2 separate regions of the Homo sapiens genome follow, and region 1 is linked to region 2. Evidence: chromatin loops called from intact Hi-C (ENCODE). Cell type or tissue: Caco-2. All regions are shown on one strand. Links, peaks and the distances in the headings refer to the core of each region. The heading gives the core; the rest is flanking DNA.

Region 1 (8,000 bases), core at 1-8,000, 54 kb before region 2:
GAGCTGTGGAAAATACAAACATGAACAAACGTAGTCCCTGACTTGATGGCATTTAAAATCTATCAAGAGAGATAAGGTAGGTACTCACAAAAATTACACAAGGAAGAATATGATTAAGGGCCACACAACGGAATTTACCTGCAGGAGAGAGACAGGGGCTACAGGAACACAGAAGAGAAACAGGCAGAGTAGAGAAAGACTGTTCCGCAGAGTTTTACTCAGAATCTAATAAAAAAACATACCAGGTCCCAGACACTGCCAAGAGACAGGGACACCCAAAAGCTAAGCCCTGAAGAATGTGAGGAAGGACTGAGCAGGTGAAGGGAACAAGGAGAGGGACGTGCAAGGCAGAAAAGATGGTGTGAATCAAAGCCCTTTGAGCCCAAGTCCAGAGCAAGTTAAAAAAGAATTCAGTTTGCCAAGTATCAGCTGAGTCTGCAAAGGGAGGCTGCAGCTGCTGGCTGACACATTGGAAATGCTACAGGGGTGGGGCTGGGGGCATTATCCTAAAGGCAACAGGCAGCCACTGAAGGCTGCTTTTAGCATCATGGGGGCATAGCCAGGGTTGCGCTTTTAGGAAAAGAGTCTGGCAAAAATGCACAGGCAATCGATTTGTTGGGGGGCACATTCATTCCAGTTTAAAGGTCAAGGCCAAAGGTAAAGCCATAATGGCCAGCTCTGAAAGATCCTTTCCAAAAAACAATCGAAGGACTGGTTGGATGGCGGAGGTGGGGGAAAAGGATACTAAAGCCCATACTACAAGTTCAAATCTAACAGGCATGTCATTACAGAAAACCAAGCCAGGGACCAATGTCACTCATTCTTCTTGATCCATCTTGCCCTAGAAATACTTGCCTGTACCCTGCTGGCTCCAAGAAGCCCACAGGCACTTGGGCTAGGGTCAGGAAAGCTTCACAGCTCTCTGTCCCTAAGCCCCCACCTCCAGTTTCCCCCTGATTTTGTGGTTGGTGACCAGCAACTTCCTTCTGCACCTGACCCTTCAAGTCTTGCTTCTCCTGCCAACCCCCTCAATATAGAAACTTTCAAGGAATGAGAGAGGAGCCTGTACCTGCCCCTCACCGCATCCAGGTACCATGCTGCTGCCCAGCAGCCAGGCTGCTGCTTTTAGTAAGTTGCTGAGTAACTTAACAGCCTCAGAGGAAACAACCTGGTCCCATCCTGAAATATCTTATTTCTCTGGTTCCCCCAGAAATGGAAGGGCAGGTGGGAAGACAGAAATACATGGACTCAGGTGGGAAACCTGGGCTTTCTGGGCGTGGCTCTCATCCACTGCCTAGGACAGGGACCCTCAGAGAGTTAAAGAGAAGCTCAGAAGAGCACAGCTCCAGCCCTCTGATGCCGGGAGTGCACATTCAGCCAATGCCTTTTTTTTTTCTTTTTTTGAGACGGAGTCTCGCTCTGTCGCCCAGGCTGGAGCGCAGTGGCGTGATCTCGGCTCACTGCAAGCTCCGCCTCCCAGGTTCATGCCATTCTCCTGCCTCAGCCTCCCGAGTAGCTGGGACTACAGGCGCCCGCCACCACGCCCGGCTAATTTTTTCTATTTTTAGTAGAGACGGGGTTTCACCGTGTTAGCTAGGATGGTCTCAATCTCCTGACCTCGTGATCCGCCCGCTTCGGCCTCCCAAAGTGCTGGGATTACAGGCGTGAGCCACTGCGCCCAGCCTTTTTTTTTTTCTTGAGACGAAGCTTCACTCTTGTTGCCCAGACTGGAGTGCAATGGCATGATCTCGGCTCACTGCAACCTCCAACTCCCAGGTTCAAGCAATTCTCCTGCCTCAGCCTCCCGAGTAGCTGGGATTACAGGTGCCCACCACCATGCCCAACTAATTTTTGTATTTTTAGTAGAGACAGGGTTTCACTATGTTGGCCAGGCTGGTCTCAAACTCCTGACCTAAGGTGATCCACCTACCTCAGCCTCTCAAAGTGCTGGGATTACAAGTGTGAGCCACCGTTCCCGGCCCAATGCCACCTTTTAAGATGGTGGCTAAGGGACTGACAAGATGGACTCAGCTCTGGTCAGAGGCTTTTCCTCAGGACCCTGGAGGAAACTTCTGCCTCCTGTGGGTCCCCAGACCCTGCACTAAGACTGAGCCTTCTGATCCCTGAACGTTCAAATCATGTCCGTGTCTCCCCTCCAGGGCTGTAAGGTCTTTGAAGCTGGTGAACAAGACTTCTAGAATCCACTGCCACAGCTGGTGCTGTGCCTGAACACAGTGGGCATTTGGAAGTCACCTCTGGATGGTCCCAGGTGCATTTCTCCACACCCAGGGTTGTCCCCTCCATGTTGGAGTTGCATCTTCTGCTTAAAGATTCTCAGAGGGTTCAAGGAGGGGGGTAGGAGGGGAACCTCCTTCCGCCCTGAGTCTCCCCCACCCCACAGCTGAAGCCCAGCTCCAGCCTCAGATTATTTTCTGGACAAAAGGGCCTTTTGCTTCACTTCCCTGGAATCAGTTGTACAAATATTTTTAATCGCCTCCGAAATCGGCCTTTCCCCAGGCTCAGCCACCCTGCCCCCAGCTCTCCTGTGAGTCAGTGCAGTCCAGTTGCTGAACCTCCCTCCTCCCTCCTTCTCTCTCCAGGGGGCGCAGAGGCCTGGTGGGCTCAGAGGCTCAGAGGCCCAGAGGCCCAAGCAGCCCTGACTGGTTTCCCCCAGCAACAAGTGGCTTCATCCAGCAACCGGGGAGACAGCCAGGCCTTCTCACTTCTCCAGAGCAAAACTCCCTTCCTCGCTCCAGCATCATCCACACACAAGCCTGAGACCCCCTCCACCCACCAGGGCCAAGGATACCGCACTGGAAAGAGAGCTCCAGCGCGTCACAGGGCCAACCAAACTCAACACTGACCCATGGCCAATGGCTGTCTTCAAGGGTGCTGTGACCAGGGCACTCTTCAGGGAGGTTCCCCCAGGGATACCACAGAGCACTTGCCTTCCTCCCATCCCACACACTCAAGAGCCTATAGGGAAAGACGATGGCCCGACTGACAGCCTTCCTGCCTCCACTCCTATCGGTCTCTCCCAGTCCCTGGTTAGGTCCCACTGTCTCACCCCTCTGTGCAGGGCGCTCAGGCGTTTACCCCATCGATAAGAAGGCGCACAGGAGACGCCTGTGCCTGGAAGGAGCGGCCTCAGTGTGTAGGTTGGTGGGGGGTGGGTTGGGGTTCCTCGAACCTCAGCCTAGACACCCCACCCCTATCCCCCTGCCCCTGCCCCGCACCAAGACCAGGCATTTGGGCCAAAATGCCCTGAGCTCTCTGAGACTTGGAAATCTTCAAGGGTCTGCTCTGGAATGTCACTCTGGAATGCGCCCCACCCCCCAATGCACTCCCTCCCCCAGTCCAGTTGAAGGCACAGGGGTGGGGGGCCGGCGGGGAGAGGAAGCTCCAGGAGCACAAAACCCTACTTCCAACAGTCTCCTCTCCCGGGCTTTAGGATCTTGATCGTGGAGTTTGTAAGTGATTGGGTCTTCCAGCGTGTAACACTGCGGGCCTGGGGATGGAGGTGCAAAGGACGCTGGAAAAGCCAGCCGGGAGTGGGGGTTCGGGATCTAGGGGCCAGGCTACCAGAAGGGGAGGCGCTTTGATAGTCTGAATTTCCAAACTTCCCTCAGGGGGATTCTGAACCCTCTCGTCCCTACTTGGGTCGACGGTACTGGGGTCTACACCTGCGCTCCCTGGGTGGCTGGAATGGGGAGCAAGGGAACCAGTCACTCTCTCCCATTTTTAGGGCCACAGAAACCTGCCCTCCACATCCACAGTAGCAGGCGGCAGAGAGGACGCCACCCACGAGAGAGAGTGACCGCGGACTCCCACCGAGAGGCAGGCGGTGGAGGGGCTCCTCTTGGAGACCCCGATTATGGAGTGGTTTCCCCTCCCTCCAGCCCGAGCCGCAGCGCCGGGCTCCCCCACCCCCCCAGTCCCCAGCCGGCTCGGGTTTGAAAACTTTCAGCGACCGAGCGGAGTTGGCGCGGCGTCCCCAGCCCGCAGGATGTCCAGTCCCCCCGCCTCTGCCCTCGCCCACTCCCCGCCGTCCCGACCCGACTCTTCCGGGCGGCGGAGCGGGAAGGCAGCAGCCCTTACCTGGGACTCGCCGCCGGCCCCGCTCCAGCGCAGCGTTTGGGGCCAACTCCAGCCCCAGGCGGGGGGCGGGCGGGGGTGGGAGGGACGCGGCGCGGGGCGCTGGGCCAGGCCCGGTCCTGGCTGGGATGGCGGGGCCCGGGCCGGGACGCAGGGCCTGCCTCTCCCTGGGACCGAGGCTGAGCCAGGCGCGCTGGGTTGCTCGCTCTCGCGCGGGCCTGTCCCCAGGCAGGGCTCCTTGCTTTCGGCGAGGGTGGGCTGGAGCCTGCATCACCGTTACATCACCTCCATTCAGGGCGCTAATCGGGCGCCCGCCGCGCTCCAGGTACGTGCGCTCCGTTTACACAGGAACAAAGCCTGCCCGGCCCTCCCCGCCCCGACTCACCTCCAGGCTGAGCCGACTCGTACTTTCCGGCTGGTGAGGGAGATGGGAGTTTCTGGCCCTGCCGGCGTGTGGGTTGTTGCTGTTGACTGCCACGCCCCCGCATGCGGGCGCGCGCACACTCACGCGCACTCACTTTCTGGGCTCGGCCTTCGCCGGGGCAATTGGTGTGAGGGTGCAGCCCTGCGCACCCCCCACCGCGTCTTCCAGAGAGCGCGCCTACGGACACGCGCGGGGCTACCTTGGCGCGTCTCCGTGGGGGACACCTAGCCTTTGTCACCTTCGTCCTGGCCCTCCCGTGAGACACACTTCAGGCACAGTTCGCTGGGAGCGGGCCGGAGCGAGGCGCACACTCAAGACAGAGTCCGTCTTTGTCACGCCTTCTGCGCCCCCTCCCCTCCCCAGCTTGCACACGTGGACACACCGCACACCGAGGTTCGCCTTTTGCACGCACGGTCCTTCTCTGGGACCTCCACCAGTCACCAAGCGTACGTGGGATCGTCACCAAGCGCTCCTCTCACGCGTGGGCCGAGTCCAGACCACTCTGGACCGTGGGCAAAGGTCCCCCTCGGCCCGACTACCCCGCGCCCGGGTTTCCTGTGACCGTTCCAGGTTCTGCCCAACTCGGAGCGCGCTCTCCCCTCCCGGCGTCCCCGTTCCCTGCTCCGACTTGTCCTAATTAGCCTTCACGGTTTTGTTCCCCGAGGTACAGTGTTTAGCGCGACCCCCTGGGCCTCTGCGCTCCGGGACACGTTGGCTCTGACTCCGAGTCCGTCCTTTCCAGGAGGTCAGGTTCCCACCAGCCCCACCCCCCACTCCCTGTTCCGGGGTGGATCTGTGGGTTGCCACCCTTTCCCCTCCGGCCCCAGGAATCTGCTGAAGCTGGACCGCAGAAATTGGGAAGCGAATCCAGGCTGGTACTTATCCAGCCCGATAAACAAGAGATTTTCCGGCCGCCTTCCCCCGGGGCTGCTGGCCTCGCGGGGGGTGGGGTGCGCAGTCCTGGGGGCCCGCAGCGAGGCCTAGTTAGCCCGCGCCAGAGGCCCGTAGGGGCTGAGGCGCACAGAGGAGGGAGAGGTTGTTGGGCCTGGCCAGGGCCCTGGAGACGCGGAGGGAGGGCAGGGCGCCGAGTCTCGGGGTGCCGGTTCTCATGACGCCGAATTGCCTGGGGGATCGCCAGCGGTGCGCCGGTCGGAGCCAGCTGGTGGCGGGGCGGGCGGCCCGGAGTGTTTGCTCAACCCTGAGCGCCCGCGAGGGGGAGGGGAGGCAGCTGGTCACGGGCTAGGGGGTAGCAAGGTGGAGGAGCGGGGGCTGGGAAAGGGGAGGGTATCTCCCGGGCTGCTTGTTTGCGTGCCTGCCGCGGTCTACGACAACCGGGAGTCTAAACTCTATGAATCACCCGGAGTTGCTGGAGCGATAAACCTCAGGCTGGTTCCTCCCCTCGCACACCGGCTTCTCGGACTCCTGGAGGGAATGTTTGCTTAGCGGCCGGAGCTGGCGGTGAGGCCCTGGTTCTCTAGAACCCTGTATCCCTTCCTGGCCTTGCCCTCACGGGCTGGTCTGGGGTGGCGAAGACTGAATTGTTTCAAGTCTCTTCAATATTAAGAAGAGGGGCGCAGTGCTGCTGCTGATCTGTTGCTCACTCCTGGGCTCCCTTCCGTAGCTCCACCTCCCACCCTAAGATTCAGAGGCCCCCATGCCAGGGAGGCAAACGCTTGTAGGGTCCAAGCAGTTGAGTGCCAACGCTAGAAAGGCAAACGGCGGGTCAGACCTAGGCGAGGGGCATCCGTGACTGTGGGCTGGGACTAGTTCTCGTGAAGCAGGCAACTGGTGCTGAACACAGTGTGCTGGGAGGGGCCGCTCATTAGCATATGTGAAAAGCCAGCTAAGAGCTAGAGGAAGGTGGAATGGAAATAGTCCCCGAGACTGCTTGTGACCTTAAGAAGCCAAAGATGAATTGTGGATCTGGCAGATCTGTTTCAATTTATTTTCAAGCTTTGGGAATCTCTTTTCCCTACCTAGATTCTCCAAAAAGGCAACTCTTTACCACTCCCTCCCGACCCAGGCGGGGGAAAGGCTGGGGCATCTGAGGCCTGGACGGAGCAGCGGAGCCCTGCCCACTGCCAGCCCTGCATGGTAGATGGCGGCGGATATGTAGGGAGGTTTCCTGAGAGCTGTTTGCTCTTTTTGTGTTCACTCCGTCTCACTTCCTGGGCAGGATTTGCCTTTAAAGGACAAAGCAAGTCCTTTGGGGCCGATGACATGGGCTTCAGCCTTCAGGGTCCCTGTTGGTCTCTGCTCTAGTCCCGGGGGCCTGTGCTGGTCCAGAGTGGGGAGGCAAGAGTTGGAGAAGGCATGAGACCCCTCCACCATGAGTCAGACCCTGGTGGGGGCTGCTGGACCCAGCGAGCCTGTGATGCTGGAAGGGAAGTTCTGTGGGAGGTGGCGCTGCTTTCCGAGACTCCAGCCACAGGGTCCTCTGTGCCCCCAAATGTCCTTCACTTTGATTTAATACCCCAGTAGGCGTAGAACCCATTGCAAACTCTGTTTTCACCAAAAAACTACACTCTGAGAAGTGTTCAAAGAGTGCTACTGTTCAAAGAGATCTTGAGGCCCAGCACAGTGACTCACGCCTATAATCCCAGCATTTTGGGAGTCCTAGGTGGGAGGATCGCATGAGCCCAGGAGTTGGAGACCAGCCTGGGCAACATAGACTTCATCTCTATTGAAACAAACGAAAAAGAAAATAGATATGGGGTCTCACTGTGTTGCTCTGGCTGGTCTTGAACTCTTGAGCTCCAGCGATCTTTCCGCCTCGGCCTCCCAAAGTGCTGGGATTCCAGGTATGAACCACTGCGCTCAGCCTATTTATTTTATTTTTTTTAATATATGAAATAAAAAGGAAAAAAAAAGATTCTGGATTGCGGAGAAGCATGTCTGTGTCCACCACCCAACTACCTCCACCCCCACCTGAGTTGGATTCCTACTGGCAGAGTGAGAAACCCTTTGTTCGTTGGAAAGCCTCCTTCAGAGATGTCTGAGGTCTTGACAAGGCCCAAAGGTGGGAACACCTGTGCCACCTGCCGGCTGTGTGACTTGGATGAGTTGCTTCATCTCTCTGAGCCCTGCTTTCCTCAACTGTAAAACTGGATGATAACATCACCCCCAGAATGAAGCTGTGTCTGGAATGTTCCTCACACAAGCCTGGTGCTTACAGGGAGCCAGCGATCAGCCTCCCCTTTCCTGGCATGATTGTCATTCCCTCTAAGCCTTGACAGGTCTGACAGTTTTTATTTATAATTTAAATTTAAATTAATCAATTATTTTTGAAACAGGATCTCACTCTGTCACCCCAGCTGGAGTGCGGTGCTGCGATCTCGGCTCAGTGCAGCCTCAACTTCCCAGGCTCAAGCAACCCTCCTGCCTCAGCCTCTCGAGTAGCTGGGACTATAGGAGTGCATCATCATGCATGGCTAATTTTTGCATTTTTTTGTAGAGATGGGGTCTCACTATGTTGCCCAGG
Region 2 (15,377 bases), core at 3,329-11,328:
CCAAGAAGTCAACCAATTGACTCCACTTGGCCAGGACTTGATTTGTAATCGACAGTTTCCCTAATTCTCATCCCTGCTTCCAATTTATCCCCATTTCCAAGAAAAAGCCAAATATGGGCTGGATGCAGGGGCTCACACCTATGATCCCAGCACTTTGGGAGGCTAATGCGGGTGGATCTCTTGAGCCCAGGAATTTGAGACCAGCCTGGGCAATGTAGTGAGACCCCATCTCTACAAAAAATATAAAAATTAGCCAGGTGTGGTGGCACACACCTGTAGTCCCAGCTACCTGGGAGGCCGAGGTGGGAGGATTGCTTGAGCCCATGAAGTTGAGGCTGCAGCGAGCCCAGATGGCACCACTGCACTCCAGCCTGGGCAACAGAGTGAGACACTGTCTCAAAAAAAAAAAAAAAAAAGTAAAGCCAAGTATGCCCCTCTAACCAATCCCATAGGATGCCCTGTCCTCTTCTAGTGAGCTGCTTCCAGCTTCCTAGGCCCACAGCCTCCATCAAGGTAAACCTGAAGCTTCCCTTTCCTTTCCCCCTCCCCTCCCCTCCCCTCCTTTCCTTCTTCCTTTTTTTCTGTTCTTTTCTTTCTCTCTTTCTCTCTTTCTTTCTTTCTTTCTTTCTTTCTTTCTTTCTTTCTTTCTTTCTTTCTTTTCCTTCTTTCCTTCTTTCTTCCTTTCTTTCTCTCTTTCTTTCTTTCCTTTCTTCTCTCTCTTTTTTCTTTCTTCTCCTTCTTCTTCTTTTTTTTCAGGGTCTCATTCTCACCCATGCTGGCATTCAGAGGCACGATCACAGCTCACTGCATCCTTGACCTCCCGGCTCAGGTGATCCTCCCACCTCAAGCCTCCCAAGTAGGTAGGACTACAGGTGCATGCCACCACACTCTGCTAATTTTTTGTATTTTTTGTAGGGATGGGGTTTTGCCATGTTGCCCAGGCTGGTCTTGAACTCTTAGGCTCAAGTGAGCCCCCTGCCTCGGCCTCCCAAAGTGCTGGGATAACAGGTGGGAGCCCCCATGCCTGGCTGAGTCACACAAAAACAAACAAAAACTTACCTTCCTTTTGTTCCCAAATAGCCAGCTGTCATCTCACATGCTTACTTTATCTTACGTAAAACATATATTTATTAAGCACACCTCTTTTCCTGTGTAAAATGTGGATTCAGTGAGTACTAATCAAAGCCTCACAGGAACATAACAACTTCCCTCATTGCCTGCTCTCCCTCCCTTTTCCTTTTCCTTCCCCTGCTGCCTGCTCTCCCTCCCTTTGTCCTTTCTTCCTTCCCTTCCTTCCTGCTCTTCCCTCTTTAAATTTTTTTTTTTTTTTTGAGACGGAGTCTTGCTCTTGTCGCCCAGGCTGGAGTGCAGTATCGTGATCTCGGCTCACTGCAACCTCTGCCTCCTGGATTCAAGAGATTCTCCTGCCTCAGCCTCCCAAGTAGCTGGGATTACAGGTGCCTGCCACCACGCCTAGCTAATTTTTGTATTTTTAGTAGAGACGGAGTTTCGTCATGTTGGCCAGCCGGGTCTCAAACTCCTGACCTCAGGTGATCCTCCTGCCTCAGCCTCCCAAAGTGCTGGGATTATAGGCATGAGCCACCGCGGCCAGCCCCCTCTTTAAATGTTGAAGTCCTCAAATCTCCTGGGAAAAAGCACAGGCCACAGATCCTACTGCAACTCGTGTTTCTCTTCCTCTGGCGCGTCCTCGACCTTGGCAAATAATCCTCTGAATCGATGGAGTTCTGTCACAGATACTTTTTGGCTTACGCCACCCGAGAGCTTCCCTACCCCGCCCGCCTTTGAGTCCCTCTCAAACACAGGTGGTGGTGGCTGCCCCCTTGTTACCCAGCAAGCCCTGAATCATGGCCTTTGCGCCTTCTCATTCATGTTCTCTGTTTATTTCCACGTTGGAGTAGAGGAGTGAGGGAGTGTGGAAGAGCTGGTGAGAGTCCAGAACTCCAGAAATATGAGGTGGAAAGTCCACGGGCAGGAGAGCAGCTGGAGACTCCACATCACCGTGGGAGCTTCCTCCAGGCCACTGAGCCGAGCTCTGGCGTGGACACTGGTGTGGAGCAGCCTCCTCACATGCAGCCACTCGAGCCCTGTAAGGACAGGACCCTGCGCCCCTTGGCATCAGAAGAAGGGCAAAGGGAGTCTGGGCGCGGTGGCTCATGCTTGTAATTCTAGCACTTTGAGAGGCCGAGGCGGGCAGATCACTTGAGGTCAGGAGTTCGAGACCAGCCTGGCTAACATGGTGAAATCCCATCTTTACTAAAAATAGAAAAAATTAGCCAGGTGTGGTGGTGGGCACCTGTAGTCCCAGCTACTCGGGAGGCTGAGGCAGGAGATTCGCTTGAACCCAGGAGGCGGAGGTTGCAGGGAGCACTCCACAGCACTCCAGCCTGGGCGACAGAGCGAGACTCAGCCTCAAATAAATAAATAAATAAATAGGCCAGGTGCAGTGGCTCACGCCTGTAATCCCAGCACTTTGGGAGGCCAAGGTGGGAGGATCACCAGAGGTCAGGAGTTTGAGATCAGCCTGGCCAACATGGCGAAACCCTGTCTCTACTAAAAATACAAAAATTAGCTGGGCGTGGTGGTGGGCGCCTGTAGTCCCAGCTACATGGAGGCTGAGGCAGGAGAATTGCTTGAACCCAGGAAGCAGAGGTTGCAGTGAGCCGAGATTGTGCCACTGCACTCCAGTCTGGGAGACAGAGCAAGATTCTGTCTTAAAAAAAAAAAAAAAAGAAAGAAAGAAGTGGGGCAAGGGGGCCCAAGCAAGAAGAGCCTCAGAGGGTGGGGCCAGGCTACCAGGCCGGCCAGGGCAGTGCCTCTCTGTCCATCTCAATCACCCTTCCCTTCCGACCACCTCTGGGTACATGTCCAGAGCCCAGAGGGATACCTCTGAAACTCTGGACCCAGGGCTAAGCCCCCATGGACACAGGATGCTCACGGGGAGGGGTAGCTGAAGCCCCCATTCTCAAATCTCCTAGGGGATTATGTCATGACAGAGTGGAGCGCTGCTGCTTCTCTCTCTAAGCCTCTTGCACAATCCTCCTTCTTGCTAGAAGTGTTCCAGGGACCACAGAGGGTGTGAGCATTCCCTCCCTCTGCCCCCAGGTCTCCTCCAAACCCAGTGTACCCTGCAGAGGCTTCTGGTAGCCCTCCAGCTGCTCCCTGGCCTCCCTGTCTCTCGCCTGGGCTATCCCTCTGGCCTCCTAAGGGGTCTCCGGCCTCCTGATGTTTCAGTTCATCCTCCCTAATACCACCAGCAGGATCTTTCTAGAACATACCCTTAAGAACCATCAGGAGCTCAGTGTGCTGTATGAAGACCTTCAGTGTCAGTACCAGCCCATCATTCCAACGTTATCTTCCATCACCCCCTTTCTACCCACTAGGTCCCGGCCACACCAAACTACTCATCGTTTTTATCTAACTCCCAGCATTAGAGTTAAGGGGTATGTGCTCCTGTGTGCTGAGACACACAAAAGACTGACTGACTTCACCTTGAACCTGCCTTCTAGATCCAGGCTCTGCTAACTCTAGCATCTCCCTATGCCTTGCACACAATGGCGAGATGTACAGAAGGCAGAGAGCAACCGGCCGATTAAAATCCTGTTTTCCCCACTAACTAGTGTTCTTTGGTCAAATTGCTTAAACTCTCTGGCCCTCAGTATGTCCATGTATAAAATGGAAATAACAAGAATTCCTGCCTCGTAGGGTTATTGTGAGAATGGAATGAGACAGTGCATATAAGAAACTAGGCCTGGCGGGGTGTGCTGGCTCACGCCTGTAATCCCAGCACTTTGGGAGGCCAAGGCGGGTGGATCACCTGAGGTCAGGAGTTCAAGACCAGCCTGGCCAACGTGGTGAAACCCCGTCTCTACTAAAAATACAAAAATTAGCCAGTCGTGGTGGTGGGCACCTGTAATTCCAGCTACTTGGGAGGCTGAGGCAGGAGAATCGCTTAAACCCAGGAGGCGGAGGTTGCAGTGAGCCGAGATCGTGCCATTGCACTCCAACTTGGGTGACAAGAGCAAAACTCCATCTCCAAAAAAAAAAAAAAAAAAAAGAAAGAAAGAAAGTGAGCCTGGGAGGTGGGTGTGGTGGCCTATGCCTGTAATCCCAGCACTTTTTGGGGCAGAAGCCGAAGGATTGCTTGGGGCCAGGAGTTCAAGACTAGCCTGGGCAATATAGCGAGACCCCATCTCTAAATAAAGAAAAACAGACAAAAAAACACAGAGCCCAGTGCCTGGCACATGGAGATGCTCACAGGCTGTCTGTATTCTGTTAGGTGCCTCCCATCAGTGAGCTCTGTTTCTCCTGCTTCTACTCTGAACTAAGGCTTAGGTGCTTCACGGGGAATTGTAAGTTTGGTAGCATTTATTTTATTTTATTTATTTATTTTTTAAAGACGGAGTCTCCCTCTGTCACCCAGGCTGGAGTGCAGTGGCGAGATCGGGGCTCACTGCAACCTCTGCCTCACGGGTTCAAGCGATTCTCCCACCTCAGCGCCTGCCCTTACAGGCACCCGCCACCACGCCCAGATAATTTTTGTATTTTTAGTAGAGATGGCGCTTCACCATGTTGACCGGGCTGGTCTTGAACTCCTGACCTTGAGTGATCCGCTTGCCTAGGCCTCCCAAAGTGCTGGGATTACAGGCGTGAACCACCGTGCCTGGACGAAGCTGGGTAAGAGAAGTGACCATAGATTTAATGTAGCTCAACCTCCACATTTTACAGGCAAGATAACTGAGACTCTGAGATTAGAAACGACTCTCTTAAGATCACGTGGTGAGTGGGTGTGGCAGAAGGGCCTGGCTTTTGTATTCATTTTGCCTCAAATCACAGAGCAGTTTATGTGCCTTTATTGACTTTTATTTTCCTCCAGAAATAATATCAAGTCAAATAGTGTCCTTATAATTTGCAGGTATTAGGAGAGGGCCCTTTGGGAAAGGGTTGCATTAGCTGCCTCCCTTGAGGGTTCATGACACAGAAAGTTCTAGAAAAGTGACTGCCCCTGGTTAGGGGAATCAAAACAGCATCAGCTGGCATGGCTGGGTGGTGAGCGAACCCTGGATTGCTTCCACAGTGGGCCGCGCTAACTGTGGCAAATCAAGTCTTTCTCTGCCAGCTGGAGGAGCTGCTACTCTGATGCGCAGGTACCCAAGGCCTCAGCAGGTGTGGCTGGAATGCCACTGGGTCGGGAAAATGAGGTCTAGGACAAGCATGAGGCTCTCTTGGGTCTAACTGAGCTGATCCATTCACCTGGGAAGAAGAAGAAGGGAGGCGCCATGGAGACAAGCCAATAGGACCAAGCCCTTTGTCCTGGTCCCTGGGGACAATCCTGAGGCTGGGAAGCCAAGATCTGCAGAGTTATTCTTGGGACCTAGGGAAGGGTACAGACACTCCCGTTAAAAAAGCAAGCGAGCAAACCAAACGTCTTCCTTGTGAACTGAACCTCCAGAGGTCCCAGGTACTTGGAGGAATTGGAATAAGGTGAATCACAGGTTTCCCCACTTAGAGTCAAAATACAGCCCTTAGCAACCAGTCCCGCCTAGTGGTTACCTACTGAATACATTGCTCTCCCTGAGGGCAGAGTCCTTGGAAATAATCTCTAAGGAGGACATAGAAAAACCTGTCTGCCCTTGTCTCCACTGGCCACACCAGAGCTGCTGTCCCAGAATGAAAGCACAGCTCTGAGAGGGTGGTCACCTGGACTGGCCAGGGCTATGCTCCCACGGTGCTCCCTGGTCAGGGGTCCCAGCCATTTCAATAGGTGGTAGAAGCTCTTCTAGCCAGCCCTGCCCCATCACCTTCACCGTTAAGCTGTTTCCAGCCCTTTTCCACAATCCTTCGACATCCCTGGGAGACAGAGTCACTGGGCCCTTCTTTCATGGATACAGAGCAAGCTCCTCCCCCAACCCCACACACAGGGCCTCAAAGTCCTCTCTGAGACCGCAGCCTTCCCTAGGCTGTGGTTAAAGCCACTTAAAGCCAACTCCCGTACCTGCCCCTTCCCTCCATCTAGATGGGTCCCTTCCTCCATCCTACCCGGCTCCTGTGGCACTGCCTGCCTGCCCCTCCCTCCGAAGAGCGGTGTGGTAAGGCAGGGGCTGCGGTGCCAGGGCATCTTGGCACGCCTCTCCCGCCCCACCCCGCCCCGCCTGCTAAATATATATCTTGGAGGAGTCCTGGAAGGAGCCGCCACAGATGTGATTAACTCTTTCACCTCCAGCACCGTGGAGAGAGGGCAGGCTGGAAGGAGCAGTGGGAAGTGGGGGTACCCAAGTCCTGCCCAGGCTCAGCTGGGGGATGGGAGGACTCGGCCCCTCACGCCAGGCTGGGAGGACGGGGTCCTGGGATCCCAGAGACGCTGACTGAAGCCCTGAGGCTCCGCAGCCTGGCAGGCCAAGCTCCCCAGAGTGGGGAAGGCAGGTGAGCAGAACCCGAGGCCAGCAGGAGGGGCTGGCAGGACCCTGCGAAGGAGAGTGGAGAGAGGAGGGCGATGAACGATGAAAGGGCCCTTCACACCACTCTGCACAGGAAACCACCAAAGTCATCTGAGAAAATTGCAGGGCCCTGCAGCCCCGTGGCTGGCCAGCCCCAGCGTGGCAGACGTGGCTTTAGGGTGGAGGAGACTGACAGAGGGTACAAAGCCCTCCCACCCAACTACTCGGTGCTGGCTGCTGGCCCAGGGCAGGCAGTTTCTTTGCAGTAACTCGATCTTCCTTTGAACCTTGGCTTAAAGGCCCGCCCTCCCACTCCCTGGCCCGACCGTCCAGCCAGTCCTGCAGCGCCCCCTGCTGTCTGAGCTGACAGGGACATGCAAAAGGAGGAGGTGGGCAGAAAACCCGCCAGGGAGCTCAGGCCACCCCCAGCGACAAGGAGGCCAGGGAAGCAAGATTTCCAAGACACCCCCATGCCAAGGGCTGTCCCTTGGTCCCTGCCAGCCAGCACCTCTGTAATCTGGCCAACCAAAGTGCTCAATGTTTTCTTTTTTTTTTGAGACAGTGTCTGGCTCTGTCGTCCAGGCTGGAGTGCAGTGGTGTGATCTCAGCTCGCTGCAGCCTCAAACTCCTGGGCTCAAGTGATCCTTCCACCTTAGCCTCCTGAGCAGCTGGGATTACAGGTGCCCACCACCATGCCCGGCTAAATTTTTTTTATTTTTATTTTTGGTGGAGACAGGGTTTCGCCACGTTGCCCAGGCTGCTCTCGAACACCTGGTCTCAAGTCATTCTCCTGCCTTGCCTCCAAAGTGCTAGGGTTATAGGCCTGAACCACTGTGCCCAGCTGGCTAAATGCTTAATTTGGAAAATATGGTCTTGCTTTCTGGGCCAGGGTGCTGAATGGATTCTGCACGATCCCTCTGGAAGCTTGTCTCCCCGTCCCCATCATGTCACCCACCCCACCACTGGTAAAGCCACCTCCTCGGCCCGGGCATGGTGACAGGAAGGGAGCCTTGTCACCTTGTCAGAATCGAGGGACACTCATGTCTGTGGACTGGAGCTCCCATGAAAGATCCCAGAGCAGAAGCGACAGATGTGGCTCCCTTTTATCCAGCCAGCATGCCTCCTCTTTCGGACTGAAAAAAAGAGGGGAAGGGGAAGAGGAGCAGAGCACTCATGGGGGAGGACCAAAGTGAGCATGGGAGTCAGAGAGAGGGGCAGAGGCTGCGTGTGTGGTGGGGCCTGAGACCATGCCCCGGAAGCAACCTGGTTGCGTTGATATCCATTCCAGAGACAAAAAGAAATGTGCTGCTCAGGCCGGGCGCGGTGGCTCACGCCTGTAATCCCAGCACTTTGGGAGGCCGAGGCGGGCAGATCACCTGAGGTCGGGAGTTCGAGACCAGCCTGGCCAACACAGTGAAACCCCTGTCTCTACTAAAAATACAACAATCAGCTGGGTGTGCTGGCACGCACCTGTAATCCCAGCTACTCGGGAGGCTGAGGCAGGAGAATAGCTTGAACCCAGGAGGCGGAGGTTGCAGTGAGCTGAGATCGAGATCGCGCCACTGCACTCCAGCCTTGGCGACAGAGCAAGACTCCATCTCATAAAAAAAAGAAAAAAGAAAGAAACGTGCTGCTAAGGGGGAGTGTGCAGTGATAGCACTGCAAACCGGAGCGACTGGGAAACCCAACACAGAGGGAAAGAGCTGTTTGAGGTCTGAGCAATGAGGAAGCCAGGAAAGGTGCCAGTGGCAGCAGGACACCCCGCCAGAGAGCACATAAGAGTGGCCGAGGGAAAAGGGGGCCCGAAACCCAATTGTGATTAAGAAAGTCAAGAAGGCCAGTGCCGTGGCTCACACCTGTAATCCCAGCACTTTGGGAGGCTGATGCAGGAGGATCGCCTGAGCTTAGGAGTTGGAGACCAGCATGGGCAACATAGGGAGACCTCGTCTCTACAAACAAACAAACAAAAAATTAGCGAGGCATGGTGGTGCATGCCTGTGGTCCCAGCTACTTGGGAGGCTGAGGCCAGAGAATTGCTTGAGCCTGGGAGGTTGAGGCTGCAGTGAGCCGTGGTCGTGCCACTGCACTCCAGCCTGGGTGGCAGAGCGAGACCCTGTTTCCTAAAAGGAAAAGAGGCCTGTAATTCCAGCACTTTGGGAGGCCGAGGCAGACACATCACTTGAGCCCAGAAATTCAGGAGCAGCCTGGGCAACATGGTGCAACCCCCACTCAGAAAGAAAGAAAGAGAGGAAGGAAGGAAGGAGGGAGGGAGGGAGGGAGGAAAGGAAGGAAGGAAGGAAACGAACGAGAAAGAAAATAACCTTTTCTGAATGAAAAGATACTCTCAGTGTGGAAATTAAAAGGCCCACCTCCAGGTACCTGTTCAACAAGGGTGAATCTTCAAAAACTTCAAGATCTTCCAGGAAGAAAGGAGAGATCATGTTTAAAGATACGAGACTGGCTTTGAGTCCTGTTACGCCAGCCAAGGAGAAGAGAAAGGTGGGGATAGTTCGTATACAGCCAAGAGAAAAGTGACTTTTATTAAAGCCTGGATCCACAGCCAAGGAACATTTGTCCTTAAAATACCCATAGTTTCCCCCAACCCAAATTCATATGTTGAAGACCTTCCCCAGGTTGGATGAGAGCCCATCGTAACAGCCTCGTTTGAACTTCATCACCTCTTTCAAGGCCCTATCTTCAAATGCCGTCCCATTTTGAGGTACTGGGGACACAGGGAGAAGGTGACCTTCTGCAGGGCAAGGAGAGAGGCCTCAGAAGAAACCCAAGCTGCTAACACCTTCTTCTTTTCCTTTTCAGACAAGGTCGCCCTTTACTCTGTCATCCAGGCTGGGGTGCAGTGGCGTGGTCTTGGCTCACTGCAGCCTCGACCTCCTAGGCTCAGGTGATCCTCCACTACATCCAGCTGTTTTTGTATTTTTGGTAGAGACAGGGTCTTCCTATGCTGTTTAGCCTGGTCTTGAACTCCTGGGCTCAAGTGATCCCCCTGCCTCAGCCTTCAAAAGTGCTGGGATTATAGGTGTGAGCCACTACATTTGGTCAATACATTGTTTTGAACTTCCAGCCTCCAGAACTGTAAGAAAACACATTTCTGGCCAGGCAGGGTGGCTCACGCCTATAATCCCAGCACTTTGGGAGGCTGAAGCAGGTGAATCACTTGAGGTCAGGAGTTCGAGACCAGCCTGGCCAACATGCGAAACCCTGTCTCTACTGAAAATACAAAAATTAGCCAGACGTGGTAATGCATGCCTGTAGTCCTAGCTACTTGGGAAGCTGAGGCAGCAGGATCACTTGAACCCAGGAGGTGGAGGTTGCAGCGAGCCGAGATTGTGCCACTGCACTCCAGCCTGGGCGACAGAGTAAGACTCCATCTCAAAAACAAACAAACAAACAAACAAAAACTCATATGTTGTTTAAGCCACCCAGTCTGCGGTATTTTTTTAATGCAGCCCTTGAAAACTAATAGAGTCCAGAAAACAATTTGTCAACCAACTTCCAAACAGCAAAAATCATATATACCCTTGGGAAGAAATGAAAGACATGTGAGCAATAACCATCCTCAGATATTAACAAAGGACAAATGATAGACCGTAAGATCAAACAGCACATCAAACCTGTGGTGGGAATTGTTAGGAAAGAAACTCAGAATTTCAAAAAGGATTTTCTTTAGCTAAGATATTTCAGCAGATGAGTGGGTAGGCTATGGAGGGAGAAGGGAAGAAGGAGAAACTGAAACCATTTAAGTCTTTCTCTCCTCTAGAAGCCAGTTTGGCAGATTTAATAATACTTTTCATTTACATTTCAGTGACATGCTTACCAAGGTGATTATCACTTTATTTTATTAAAGGTTACACAAATGCTAAAAAGAAACTGTTACCTAATGTGTTTTTTCTCTTTTTTTTTTGAGTCGAAGTTTCACTCTTGTTGCCCAGGTTGGAGTTCCATGGTGTTTCTATGGCGCGATCTCAGCTCGCTGCAACCTCCGTCTCCTGGGTTCAAGCGATTCTCCTGCCTCAGCCTCTGAGAACTTGGAATTACAGGTGTCCACCACCACGCCCAGCTAGTTTTTGTATTTGTTAGTAGAGATGGGGTTTCACCATGTTGGCCAGGCTGGTCTCGAACTCCTGACCCGAAGTGATCCGCCCACCTCTGCCTCCCAAAGTGCTGGGATTACAGGCGTGAGCCACCACACCTGACCACCTAATGCATTTTATTAGGAAAATGTGATACTGGTTCTCAAATCTGATAAGTCCAGCACTAGAAAGTTCTAAGCAATGCAAAAGATCCCCGAGAGCGGTCTGCCTCTAATCTTCTACATCTGAGAGCACCTGCAAGGTGTGGGGTGGAACAGACAATGGACCAGGAACCAGGAGACTTGGGTTTGAGTGTCAGTGCTGCTCTTGACCAGCTTTGGGCTAGGGGCATACCATTTAATCTCTCTGTGCCTCAATTTCCTAAGTTTGTAAAACAGTTACAATACTCCATATGCAGGGTTGTTTGAAAAAGTCACTGACTGCCCCAGCCTGTCGGTACAAGTGAGGTTATAGCAATATTAACACTGGGGTTATGGTGGCTCAATGCAAAATTGTTTCAACCAGCCTGGCCAACATGGTGGAACCCCGTCTCTACTAAAAATAAAAAAATTAGCTGGATGTGGTGGTGTGCGCTTGTAGTCCCAGCTACTTGGGAGGCTGAGGCAGGAAAGTCACTTGAACCCAGGAGGCGGAGGTTGCAGTGAGCTGAGATCACACCACTGCACTCCAGCCTGAGCGACTGGGCAACAGAGCGAGACTCCATGTCAACAAAACAAAACAAAACAAAACAAAACTGTGTCTTGAAAGAGCCTCCCCAACAGTTTCTGGAAGTTCCTGGTTTCACTGGTGCTCAGAGACAGTTGAGCTAATATTGCAGCTGGCCTCCTGAAAGACAGCCCCCCAGCCAGCTGAGGAAGGCATCCTGCCTCTGGCCTAGACCCAGCTGCTGTTGCCATCCATGGAGACACAGATGCTCTTCCCTGATACTGGGTTCTCTCCTGCAGGGTCCCTGCAGGTTGTTCCATTTAGTTCTTCATCCATGGAACTTTGTGCTTTCTTCCCGTGCCCGCTTCTGTAGGGCAGGCTCAGGCTGGGCTGGGGCCGACATTATCTGGTCCTCCGGTGGACCTTCTCCCTCCCCGGGTACCTGCATTTGCATCCCCCTCCTCCTTAAGCAAAGAATAAAGCGCAGGTGCATCAACCCTGCCTGGGGATACATCTGTGTGTGCACATGGAGGTGTGGGCGGGTGAGGGGGTCCTCCATCCTTAACACCTGCTCAGGGTCAGTGTAGACCACCCCGGAGCAGAAGTGTTGGGCTTACAGGTCTTCAGTCCTTTCTCTGAACTCGGCACCACATGTCTTGGAATTCAGAATACGTCAGAGCAGAGGAAGGTGCTGTGTGCATGTAGTGGTGCGCGTTCGATCACGATTCCGTGGGGTGTGGACAGCAGTACATGATCACTCCACTAACAGTCCCTGGTGGGGCTGGCAGGACTCACAATCACAGGACAACTTCGGGACCAGAAATCACCTCACACCGGGTCACGCTGTGCCGCTAAACGTGTTTGTGGCACATTTCGGAAACATGTTTTGGTTTTCAGAGTTTTTTGGAGTTGAGAATCATGGCAAATGCATTGGAGACCCACATTATCCTCTTTCTGGGTTAGCTGAACCTCCCTGTCTGGACATCCCTGCTCTGGGGAGAAGCAGAGAGGCAAAGTGGAAAGCCAAGCATTGATTCTGCATTGACTGTGTGCTGGGTGCACAAACAGCTCTTTGACTGATGTCATCCCACTAAGAGGGTGGGGGCAGGTCTGAACCTCCCATTCAGGACAAAGGTCAGCTCAGCCTGACCAGGAAGCAGAAAGTGGTCCTAGCTCAGCTGCTAATGTGTTTACCCACAGCCTGGAGCAGCTGGGAGTTCCATCTGCTGATCTCTCCCAGCTGCCTCTCCGGGATGGTGGTGCTGAGAGGAGAGAGGGGCCCTGGAGAGCCTCCCTGGAGAGGCTGAGGGTGGGGAGCAGAGCTCCTCATGGCTCTGATGGACTCTGCCAACTCCCGCCTCCCAGTGGTGGAGGAAAAGACCTTTCCCCAAGGGGCGTGAGCTCGGGGGGCTCAGCAGAAGCTCAGGGTCATCTCCAGCTAGGTCCTCCTTTCCTGTTCTCCTAGTACCCTGGGTTAAGAGACCATTTTCTTTCTCCTCATTGGCAACAACAAAAACTATAGCCCCAGTGCTGGTTCTGGGCCCATGAACCTGTACTGGTTTAGGGCAGGGAGTAATGTGGAATCCAACCAGGGTGTTTGAGACCTAAGGGGCTGTGTCTCCTGTGGCTGGACAGACACAGGCCTGGGCTCCTCACATCTGATTTAAGATCACCCCTTTCTGACTGGCCCTGGGGGCTTTTATCCCCCAAGCAGCCCCCTCCCATTGCTCAGCTCAATTTCTTTGTTTCCTCCAGCCTAAGAAATGCCTTAAGTCCTGAAGATATCTTCCTTTTCAAACTCTGGCATTGCCACTAGGAGCTGGAGAGGTGATCCATTCAGGGAATGAGAAGCAGGCACCAGGAAAGGGGGGTGGGCTGGAGACAATTCACATCCATCCATCCATCCATCCATCCATCTATCCATCCATCCATCCATCTGTCCTTTTTTGTTTTTGTTTTTGTTTTTGTTTTTTTGAGACGGAGTCTCACTCTGTCGCCCAGGCTGGAGTGCAGTGGCGGGATCTCGGCTCACCGCAAGCTCCGCCTTCCGGGTTCACGCCATTCTCCTGCCTCAGCCTCCCGAGTAGCTGGGACTACAGGCGCCCGCCACTGCGTCCAGCTAATTTTTTGTATTTTTAGTAGAGACAGGGTTTCACTGTGGTCTCGATCTCCTGACCTCGTGATCCGCCTGCCTCAGCCTCCCAACGTGCTGGGATTACAGGCGTGAGCCACCGCACCCGGCCTCCATCTGTCCGTTTTTCTATCCATTCAACCAACATTAATCTGGCATTCACGATGAGCCAGGCAAAATGCCCCCCGCAAAGGAATGCCCACAGCACTGATGCTATTAGCCTGTGCCTGGCAGTGCCCTTTCATCTTCCCAGGAAATAGGGATTGCTGGTGAAGCAAACATAAGAGCTGGCTAAGTTGTCCTCCTCTCTACCTGGGAGCCACACCCAAAGGAGGAGCCTCCACCCCCACCCAAGGAAAGCAAGCTGTTGATAAACGTGTTTTGGGTACAACCTCAAAGGCCCCAGTACATGTGGCCATGAGCCACCCTGAGCTCCCTAGCTGGGCCCCCTCCTCTACACTTCTGCCCCTGTGGGGAGTCCCGGAGGCTCCATCACAGGCTTCGCCGCCATGCCCTCTGGCTGTGATGCCAAAGTGCAGGGCAGGTAGGCATCGTGGATGACCTGTCGGACAGTGGCCCGGAAAGTCTTGCTGACAAAGCAGTAGAGGCCGAAGTTGGCTGCCGTGTGGAGCATGGCCACCATATTGGCCACATCCAAGGCCAGGTGGACCCTCCAGTCCCGGTGGACAGGGGCCACGTACATGTGGTAGAGCATGACGAAGACCCGGGGCGCCCACAGGAGGGTGAACAGTGTGGTGATGCCCAGGAGGATGGCTGTGCTCTTGCCCACCCGGGGCTGCAGCCCACTCCGGCCCCTCCTCCGTAGCCGGTGGATGATGGCCGAGTTGGTGACCAGGAACACGCCACAAGGGATGAAATAGACAGTGAGACAGTGAGCCCACTTGAGGACCTCGTCCAGTGTTCTGGGTGAGTCGGTGTCTCTCCACATGTCCAGCCACCAGTAGAAGGGGATGCCGGTCAACAGGGCAGCACTCAGGACAGCAGCAATGGCCCGGCGGGTCCGGCCTGGGGACGAGGCGGCCCGATGGTGCAGGGGGTGGCACAGGGCAGTGTAGCGGTCAACCGTGAGCAGGATGGCGATCCAGACTGAGGCGTGGTTGGCAGCAAACTCCAGGATGTTGGCCGTGCGCACCACAGCCTGGGGCACCTGGCGGGCCAGCACTGCTCCCTGCAGGAGGAAGCCCGCGAACACGATGACCACCTGGATGATGATATCCGAGGCTGTGAGCGCCAGAAGGTAGTAGTAGGAGGGCCTCCTGGTCCTGGTGGCAAGGCGCGCCAGGGCCACTGCGGTCAGGAGGCTGACTGAGGGCAGCCGAGGTGAGGGAGGGGAGAGGCATCAGAAGAGAGCTCAGACTCTGCTTTCCAAGGTGTCGCCATCGCACCTCCCCATCTGCATGTGCAGAGGCTGCGCTGGCTTCTCTTTTTTCTCCTTCCAGATCCTTCTGAAACCCCACTTTGCCCAGAAGGCCACCCAGGCCAGCTCTGCCCTGTCCATCCACTGCAGGCCACTGGCTGTACCCCGGTTATGCACAGGTAAGTGCACATGGAAGGGTCCTCAGCAGCCACCTGTCCTGGCCAGGTGTGGTGGCTCACGCCTGTAATCCAGCACTTTGGGAGGCCAAGGCGAGCAGATCACCTGAGGTCAGGAGTTCAAGACCAGCCTGACCAACATGGAGAAACCCCGTCTCTGTTAAAAAAATATACAAATTAGCCAGGCACGGTGGTGCATGCCTGTAATCCCAGCTACTTGGGAGGCTGAGGCAGGAGAATTGCTTGAACCTGGGAAGTGGAGGCTGCAATGAGCCGAGATCATGCCACTGCACTCCAGCCTGGGTGACAGAGTGAGACTCCATCTCAAAAAAAAAAAAAAAGCTACCTGTCCTATGGCATTGTCCTCCAAGTCCTTTTTAGGTTTTCTGTGTCCTCCAGAATGGAGGCGTCCCTAGACACAGGCATGGGTTTAGCTATCAGACTTGGGGAAATCCCCAGGGCCGAGACCACCCGTCCTTC

The links. Hi-C counts contacts between places; a loop is a spot of excess contacts. Peaks named below come from ENCODE experiments on the same cell type or tissue, not always from the same donor. Only the 100,000 strongest peaks of a DNase experiment are listed, where the experiment ranks them.
Region 1: a loop joins it to region 2, with 5 times the contacts of the local background. A loop is called at or near these places in 20 of 110 quality-filtered maps.

What each region holds. Positions count from the first base shown.
Region 1 is chr17:74,428,622-74,436,621 of GRCh38, reverse strand. It overlaps GPRC5C (G protein-coupled receptor class C group 5 member C), which reads right to left and starts at 4,534. Exons shown (of 4, transcript NM_022036.4): 1 at 4,481-4,534. RefSeq lists a silencer at 5,522-5,661. In Caco-2, for the core only: no CTCF peak of the experiment used is centred there; DNase peaks (open chromatin) are centred at 4,521, 5,281 and 5,881; H3K4me3 peaks cover 4,006 bases.
Region 2 is chr17:74,371,021-74,386,397 of GRCh38, reverse strand. LOC124904055 (a long non-coding RNA gene) reads right to left here and starts at 6,144. Exons shown (of 2, transcript XR_007065898.1): 1 at 6,058-6,144; 2 at 4,856-5,392. GPR142 (G protein-coupled receptor 142) reads right to left here. Exons shown (of 4, transcript NM_001331076.1): 4 at 13,798-14,669. The coding sequence ends at 13,798. RefSeq lists a silencer at 6,783-6,882. In Caco-2, for the core only: CTCF peaks have their summits at 5,360, 5,563 and 6,803 (motif pointing left); DNase peaks (open chromatin) are centred at 5,567, 5,946 and 6,777.